Linked DNA regions of Homo sapiens: region 1 is linked to region 2. Evidence: read pairs that join two places in POLR2A ChIA-PET (ENCODE). Cell type or tissue: OCI-LY7. All regions are shown on one strand. Each heading gives the region's core, and the rest is flanking DNA. Links, peaks and the distances in the headings are about the cores only. Region 1 has its middle 78 kb from the start of LINC01013. Region 2 has its middle 130 kb from the start of MOXD1.

Evidence for each region. Peaks named below come from ENCODE experiments on the same cell type or tissue, not always from the same donor. Only the 100,000 strongest peaks of a DNase experiment are listed, where the experiment ranks them.
Region 1: POLR2A ChIA-PET joins it to region 2 with 5 read pairs; 2 of 35 experiments call an interaction of 5 or more read pairs at or near these places.

Annotation. Positions count from the first base shown.
Region 1 is chr6:132,208,257-132,212,655 of GRCh38, reverse strand. No RefSeq gene overlaps it. Among named protein-coding and RNA genes, the nearest start is that of LINC01013, 78 kb to the right of the region's middle. In OCI-LY7, for the core only: no CTCF peak of the experiment used is centred there; no DNase peak of the experiment used is centred there.
Region 2 is chr6:132,266,329-132,270,727 of GRCh38, reverse strand. No RefSeq gene overlaps it. Among named protein-coding and RNA genes, the nearest start is that of MOXD1, 130 kb to the left of the region's middle. In OCI-LY7, for the core only: no CTCF peak of the experiment used is centred there; DNase peaks (open chromatin) are centred at 857, 1,857, 2,847 and 3,177; H3K4me3 peaks cover 3,812 bases; H3K27ac peaks cover 4,000 bases.

The sequences.
Region 1 (4,399 bases), core at 112-4,111, 58 kb after region 2:
AGAAGAAAGGATGTTACATATGTAAAAGCAAAAATTCATAAAATGAAAACAAAGGAACAATAGTATCAGGAACTAAAATCTGGTTCTTTTTACAAGACTGATAAAGTGGAAAAAAGATATAAATAAATAACAAATGAAATGATAATAGGACATGATTATAGATCCAATGGCAACTTTTGAAATCATTTATGAATATTATTAATAACTTTCATCCAATACATTTTAATATTTAGATACAATGCATAATTTATAGAAGAATTACCAAAAATTATGTTGGGAAGGAATAGAAAACTTAAAAAATAATAACTATTAAACCTTGGCACAATTAAAGCTATTATTTCAGTATTCTAGAGTGTCCCGACCCCTTTCTCCAACATTAAGGCTAGAAAATTTAATAAGTGAGCTTTATAAAGCTTTCAAGGAACAAATAACTTCTACTATGTATATATTGTGAAAGAAATGAACATTATCCAACTGGTTCTATTAGATTAATTTATGCTTATTATCAAAGCCAAAAAAGATAGTACAAGAAAAGTCAACTACATGGACAAATCTTGTTGTGAACCCAGAGAGGAAAATTTAAATAAAGTATTAGGAAATTAAATGTAACATTTATTGAGGATATATGAATAAGTTAAAAGAAGAAAGTTGTATAAGGAACTTAATATTGTTGAAAGAAAATTTAAGAGAATATGCTCATGACTCATGACTGAAGAGGATTTCACCATAGATAAATTGGAGTATATGAATTTTAAGAACCTTTATTCAGCCAGAAATAAAAAACATGCTATGAACAAAGTTTTGAAAAATCTACAGTTTGGAGTATGCATTTACAACTGTGATATCCAACAAAGGATTACTCTGCAGAAATAAGGAATAAGTTCTACAAATATAGCAGAACCAAGTGATGGATTTGGATAGAATCCAATAGCTAAAATCCAGTAAGTACTATGAAAAAAGATGCTAGTAAAAAAATTAAAATTTAAAAAATACACATCAGATTAACAAAAGTATATCTATTGTTGACAATACCCAGTGTTGGATAAGATCTGAAGCCTAGTGGAAATGTAAATTGCCACATGCATTTTGAAGAGTAGTTTGGTTATATTAAACAGAGATGAAAACTGAAGAATCTCTTATTTATGTATTCAAAGAGATATTTATGAAAATGTTCATAGCATCGTTGAGTAATAGCAAAAAAAGAGGATAACATTACACATATAAATTGTGGAAGAAATCTTGTAATAGATATGGCACAGCAGTGAAAATGAATGAACTGCAGCTGCATATATCAACTTGATTGGGTTTTTTCCCAAGATGGCAGATTAGAAGCTTTCGGCATGACTCAGCCCCTTGGAAATAGCAATATAGTAGATAAAAAGCAACTTTATGAGTTTTAATTCAAGAAGGAAAACAGAAACCCACCAGAATCATGAAGGACACCCCAGATCCCAGGGAGGAGAATGCTAGCAAACAGCCTCTGTGATGGTGTCTGGCTGATAAAAGTCAGTGAAGCCCAAGTATGTGAGAGAGGCAGAGAGCCTCCCTCTGTGCGCTATCTTTCCCCCAGAGATCTGAGCAACCCAGGCCAAGAAAGAGCACTTTGTTTCTCCCAGGCCCTGGAGCTAACTTGGGGAGAGACTTGGAGATGCTGTGAGAGAAAGACATGGTCTTTTCCCAGACCTGGGACTGAGAGGATGCCATTTTTAATTTGGGAACATACAAATTCAGCCACTCTTAGCTGACCCAACAGCATGGTCATGCAGGCATTTTAATCTCAGGCCAGAGATTGGAGCGCCTGCTATGGAGCAGCATAGGGGCTTCCACAACCAGGAGTGTGGAAAGTGTCCCAGCAGTAGGTTTTTGAATTGTGTTCTTTCCTATCACAAGCCTGGGGCCGGAGGAGAGCTGCTACAGCTGCAATTTCTCCCAAGCAGCAAGACTTGCAGCCAAGAGCAGCTTGGGGACCTGGAACTGATCTGTGTGTGCCATTTCTGGGTGTCCCAGGCTGCTCCCCTGAGATCATGGTGCCGCAGGGCCCTCTCCACTCTATGCCCAGGCAGATTTCCTGGCATTCAAAACACTTATTTGCCTGGCTCAGCAGCTTTAGCTGCACCATCTTTCCTGGGCATGGATTATGGTACAGTGAGGACCTCTCTGCTCCATGTCCATGCAGATCTCCAGGGATTTGCAGCACACACTCACCTAGACCAGCAGTCTGAGGTGCCCCACACTTCCTGTGCAGAGATTCTAGTTCAGGGGGCACCGCTATGCTACACACCCAGGCACACAGCCCTCCAGGCATTCAGAGTACCTGCTTGCCTGATCCAGAAGCCTGAGTTGTCCCATCCCTCCTGTGCAGAGACCTTATGCAGCGAAAGCCCTCTCCACTCCACTCCTGAGCAGATCTCCAGACATTCAGGGGCACCCACTCACCCGGATCAGCAGCCTGAGCTGCCCCACCCTGCCTGTGCAGAGATTCTTGTGTGGGGAGGCCCTCTCTGCTTCATGACCAGAGAGATCTTCAGGAATTTAGAGACACCTGTTCTGCTTCACCAGCCTGAGCCACCCTGCCCTTTCTGAGTATAGATTATGGTGTAGTGGGGCTCTTTCTGCTCTACACCCAGGTAGATCTCCAGGCATTTGGAGCACCAGATGGCCCAAATCAGCAACTTGTGCCACCCCACCCTGCCAGTATGGAGATTCTGGTGCAGGGGGTCTGTCTCTACTACACACTCAAGCAGATCTCTAGACATTCAGAGCACCTGCTTGCCTGGTCCATGATCCTGAGTTGCCGCACCCCTCCATGCAAAGAGTTTAATGAAGGGGATGCCCTCTATGTGCTCCACACCCAGGCAGATCTCCAGGCATCTGGAGCACACACTCTCCTGGGTTAGTAGTTTAGGACATTCCACATTCCTGTGTGGAGAACTTGGAGACAGGAAGGTTTTCCAGTTCCATGGCTAGGCACACCTCTAGGCATTTGATGACCATGCACTGGATTCTCCCATGCTGCCAGTGCGTGTGCCTGCCATCAGGTGACCTGTAGGTGGACCTGCCCAGGCTGGCCCCACCCTTTGTGGTTCCCACACCCTGGGGCTGAGCAGGGAGATCACAGCACTGTGCATTCTATGAATCAGCCCATTGCCTGAGGCAACAGAGAGCTTCTGACAGTAAATAGGGATCAAGTATATTCCTAACCATGTTGGCTGTAGCTGGCTCTTACCTATAAGGACCATCTACTGGCTTATAGGTGAAACTGCACAGCCCAAAATAAAACCTAACAAAGAAGTGCCACAGAAGCAAAGCCAAAAGGTCCTACCCTGTATTCTCTATAGTTGCACCCGCAAGGAGGGGGGAAAGGGAAAGAGAAAGAAAAAAACATAATATTATAGGAAAAGAAAGAAAAAAGAAAAAGTCCTACTCGCATGAAAATAATTACAAAAATTAGAAGTGCCAGTGTCTCTCAATGAGAAAGAACCAGCACAAGAATACTGGCACCATCAAAAAGCTGAATGTAGTGACACCACCAAGGGATCGCACTCTCTCTCCAGCAATGGTCCCTAATGAAAATGGAAACTCAGAAATGACAGAAAAAGAATTCGAAGTATCAATTGCAAGGAAGCTCAGTGAGATCCAAGATGGGCTGAAAGTCAATACAAAGAAACTGCTAAAGCAATCCAGGAAATGAAGGGAGAGATAAACATTTTATTTAAAAAGTCAATCCAAGCTTCCAGAATTGAACACTTAAGAAATTTCAAAATACAATGGAAACTTTTATCAATAGACTGGAATAAGCAGAAGAAAGAATTTCAGAGCTTGAGTACTGGTTTTTCAAAGTAACACAGTCAGACAAAATTTTTTTTAAAAAGAATTTTTAAAATGAACAAAGTTTTCAAGAAATATGGGATTATGCAAATGACCAAACCCATGAATTATTGGCATACCTGAGAGAGAAGAAAAAATAAACAATCTGGAAAACACATTTGAGGGAATAATTCAAGAAAAATTTCCTAATCTTGCTGGAGAGGTAGACATCCGGACACAAGAAATCCAGAAAATACCTGTGAGATAATATACAAAATGAACATCACCAAGGCATAGAGTCACCAGATTGTCCAAGATCAATGCTAAAGAAAAAATCTTAAAGGATGCTAGAGAAAAAGTTTAGATCACATATGAAAGGAACCCCATCAGGCTAACAGCTGACTTCTCAGCAGAAACCTTACAAGCCAGGAGAGATTGGGGGGCTATCTTCAGCATTCTAAAAGAAAAGAAATTTCAACAAATAATTTCATATCTCAACAGACTAAGCTGCATAAGGAGTTTTTCCAGAAAATCAAGTGCTAAGAACTCATTACCACTAGACTGACATTACAAGAAATACTTAAGGGAGTTC
Region 2 (4,399 bases), core at 302-4,301:
CTGAGGAACAAGGAGGAGACAAAGGATCAGGTTCCCTTTTGGATCCATCACTGTCAAGATGGAAACTCTTGCATGTCTGAGTGCCTTATTTTGGCCCAGACACCCCCAAACTGATGGGGAAAAAAAAAACACCTCTGTAATATTTTTATACCGTAGTCTCAAAATTTTACCCTTTAAATTTTTTCACTCTTCTAAAACTTTTCCTTTTTCTTCCTTCCCTTTCCTGTATCCTTCCCTAAATATTTTCTACATCCTTACTATGCATGTCACGTCCTATGCAGCTACTGGGTATGTATGTAGGAATACCAAATAGTTTTGCATCAGGATGTTTACAAATCTAGTGAAGTTTTGAAAACAAATAATAGCAACACGATCCACCAAGAGACTCACGTACAAGGTACCATGTGTCCAGATTAACAACCTACAAAACATTAAAAGTCCCCACTAATTACTAATTTAATGAAATTATTTCTGCTATCTATCTATAGCTATCTATTGCTATATCTATCTGATTAATAAGTTATGGAAGCTTTTTCTTTTTAGCTTTTCTTTCTTTATAAAAAGTTCACTTATTCTTAGAAGGCTTCCTTGACTGATTTCAACCAACATTTATTAAATGCTTATTAGGGGCCAGCCAGGCAGAGTACTAGGATTCGAGGGTTACAAAAATGCATAGAAAAGCTCCTAACTAAAAATAGCTTATAGTCTTAACAGGTGAGACAGATTCTCAAAGCAATACTATAATGCAGGTAAGTAAGTTCTGCAAGTTATGTGTGAAGTACTTACTATGAGAGCACTGAGCCAAAAGAGATGGCTTTTCTCTGATGGACTTCCTGAGAGATGAGCGGATCAGATGAAGTCACAAAGAGGGGAAGACATTTGAGCTAATGCTTGAGAATCATTAAGAGTTCACCAGACCATCTGGTGGCACTGTGTTTATTTCAGACTTTTACCAAAGTTTAGGTGCAACCCAGTGGGTTTTTACAGCTACAGAATGCAAACATTTCAAAATTGATTATTGCCCATCCTTGTTCTTGGGTCTCTTCATTGCCCTGGTAAGTCCGGTCACGTTAATCAGTCCCTGCGCCTTTATCGAGGCCTTTCCTAGCTTACCCATCTCCTCCATTTATCTAACCCATGACCTAATGGTGTCTTGCAAGTTACCTTTCCACCATCCACTCACTTCTGAGCCTACGTTTCATCTCCAAAAGACCTGTTAATTTGTTCTTTCTCAAAAAAGAATCACCTGCTCTGGGTCTTATCCTATAGCAGAGGCTTTGTAATTTCAGCCTTTCCTTTTCTCCAACAGCTTCTATGACTGGAAGGGAATGGAATAAAGATTTTTTATTCCACTACTAATTATTCAAATACCTATTCCATCCCTAGGCAGTAGAAGTCACCATGGTCAGCTTTCATTTGTAATAATTTTCATCCCTGTGAATAACACTTGACTCCTGACCTCAAAGAGGTCAGGTATTTCTAGGTACTTTATACTAGCATTGCTTGTTCTTACTTATTTATAACTCGTCACATCCCTACAATAAAACATAAATGCAGTGACTGCATACTGTTAATTGGCCAGATTATCTCATGCCAATTTCTCTTACTATTAGATACCAGTTAGTTATAAATGCTGCTGAGCACCTTAATTTTTTAATGAAAAAGCTTTTAAAATAGTAATTGAGTGTTTTGAGCTACCATTTTCTTTTTTCTTTCTTTGTTTCTTCTTTCTTTTTTCTTTCTTTTTTTTTTTGAAACAGAGTCTCACTCCGTCACCCCAGCTGGAGTGCAGGAGTGCAGTGGTGCAGTCTCAGCTCACTGCAACCTCTGCCTCCCAAGTTCAAGCAATTCTCAAGCCTCAGCCTCCAGAGCACCTGGGATTACAGGTGCATACCACCATGCTTGACTAATTTTTATATTTTTGGTAGAGACAGGGTTTCACCTTGTTGGCCAGGCTGGTCTCGAATTCCTGACCTCAAGTGATCTGCCCACCTCGGCTTCCCAAAGTGCCCGGATTACAGGTGTGAGCCACAACGCCCAGCCTGAGCTACTATTTTTTAGGCGATCAAGCCCAGTCTCAACTGCAAGAGACTGAAAATGTGGAACTAATTACAAAACAAAGTAAGTTAATTAAGTAGGGACATAAACATTTAAATGGGATTGGGGTCTATGTTTGACGGTTTGCAACTGGTCAAGTTATATAGTTATAGCAACAAATTCTGCTGTTGCCTTTGTGGTTTAGAATGACTGGACTAAAAATACCCAATTGTTTTTAAGTTCTAAAAAGCAGGCCAAATCCCACTTTAGGGACTCTGTGTTTTCTGACGTTTTCTAAATTTTCTCTTTGAAGGTAGAGAAAATATTGCTTTCTGAGAAAAGGTATGTTCTTGGAACAACTGCATAAAGCTAAAAATAGTGGGAATTGAACATAAGAATGCTCACAGAGAAGTGAGCCAAGCTGTAGATTCTGGTTGTTATATTTGACTAAGAAAGTCTCCAAAAAAGGAAGAAAACAAAATCCTAATAGGTTATATTAAAAATCCAATTGATGTTATTTGAAAAGCAGCTGTCTTTTACGGGGTAAGATTTACTCCCTTTAAAACAATCCATTTTGTTTCATTTATTTTTCTGAGAACTCAGTATGATTCAATTGGCTTAAGATATTACACATTATTGGCTGGATAACTAAATTTAGTTTTGTAGTCATAAAATAGAAATCATAACATTCTACTACAAAGTATAGATTAGCTTCCTTCATGGTTTTTAAAAACGTCTGGTTTCTTTTTAGTTTATAAATGTAAAGCATTGAGGTTTCAAAGAGGAAGTGAAAACTGCCAACTGAAAATGGCTAGTGATCCATCTAAACCCAATGCAATGGCCTTTGGAACATACTATTTGGATATTAAAGAGAGAATAACATTTTTATATATCTGTTGGGAAACAACATCTCTACAACCATATGTTTTAATGATGAGCCTGGAGAGATATTATTTTTTAAAAATTCTTCATTTAAGCCCCCATATCCTTTAATTTTAATTTTTATAGTAAATGACACTATAACAACACTCTGGCTTTTTTTTTTTTGAGACAGTCTTGCTCTGTCGCCCAGGCTGGAGTGCAGTGGTGCAATCTCAGCTCACCGTAACCTTCGCCTCCCAGGTCCAAGTGATTCTCCTGCCTCAGCTTCCTTAGTAGCCGGGATTACAGGTGCACATTACCACACCTGGCTAATTTTTTTTATTTTTAGTAGAGTTGGGGTTTCACCAACATGTTGGCCAGGCTGGTTTCAAACTCCTGACCTCAAGTGATCTACCCTCCTTGGCCTCCCAAAGTGCAGGGATTACAGGTATGAGCCACTGTGCCCTGCCCAACACTCTAGCTTTGAGTGTCTAAATTAGTCTTCAGGCTAATTCACTGGAGGTCATTCATCTTTGTACAGTAGTAATAGAATTGGCAGTTCTCTTAGCTTTCTTTGTTGATAGCTTCTGAGCTCAGAAATAAATTTTCTTTGCTATGGTAAGAAATAGATTGTGAGAGTCCATAGAAATGAGGCATGATATTTGGCTCAGAAATTCAAAATATGTTGCACGTTCTTTTGTGGATTGACCTTTCATTTATATAATGGACTGAGGGATTTTCAGTAATTCCACAAAATTATTATTCATGCTCTTAATCCTGCCCCCATTCTAACACCTGACCATGATTTTGGGGTCACCTTATTTTTTGAGAACATACAATGCTTAAATTTTGGGTGAGGCTTCAAAGTTAGTACTAAATATATCATCAGACAATACTGCCACACCGGTAAAAAAGCCATGTGAGAAATGCATCAGCTATAAGAGATTGATAATGTACTTTCAAACCTGGGCTTCAGACAGCTAGTGAAGAAGTCATTTTTAAAGTATTCAAAAGATAGCTCAGGGGGTTATGTAAGTTCAAAGTGTAGCTTCACATACATAATAAATACTTTTGGCCAATCTCTAAATGATGTGGATATAAATATTATCAAAGGCTGATTTGTTCCCTGAGCAATCTCAGTTTCAATGATGGAAGTATTTTATAGATTGCGAATGCTCTTGCTCCTGGAACATATATTATTTCTCACATATTAAGATGCACCCTCTCTTACCCCATATTCAAGAATCAATTCAAAATACATTAAAGATGTAAACATTAGAACTGAAACTACGAAAGTATTAAAAAAAACATATGGAGATACTTCTACAATTTTGGTCTGAGCAATGATTTATTAGATATAATCCCAAAGCACTAGCAACCAAAGCAAAAACAGGCAAATGAGATTGCATCAAACTAAAAAGCTTCTGCACAGCAAGAGAAACAGTGGAGTGAAGAGACAACCCACAGACTGGGAAGAATATTTGCAAATCATATATCTGAT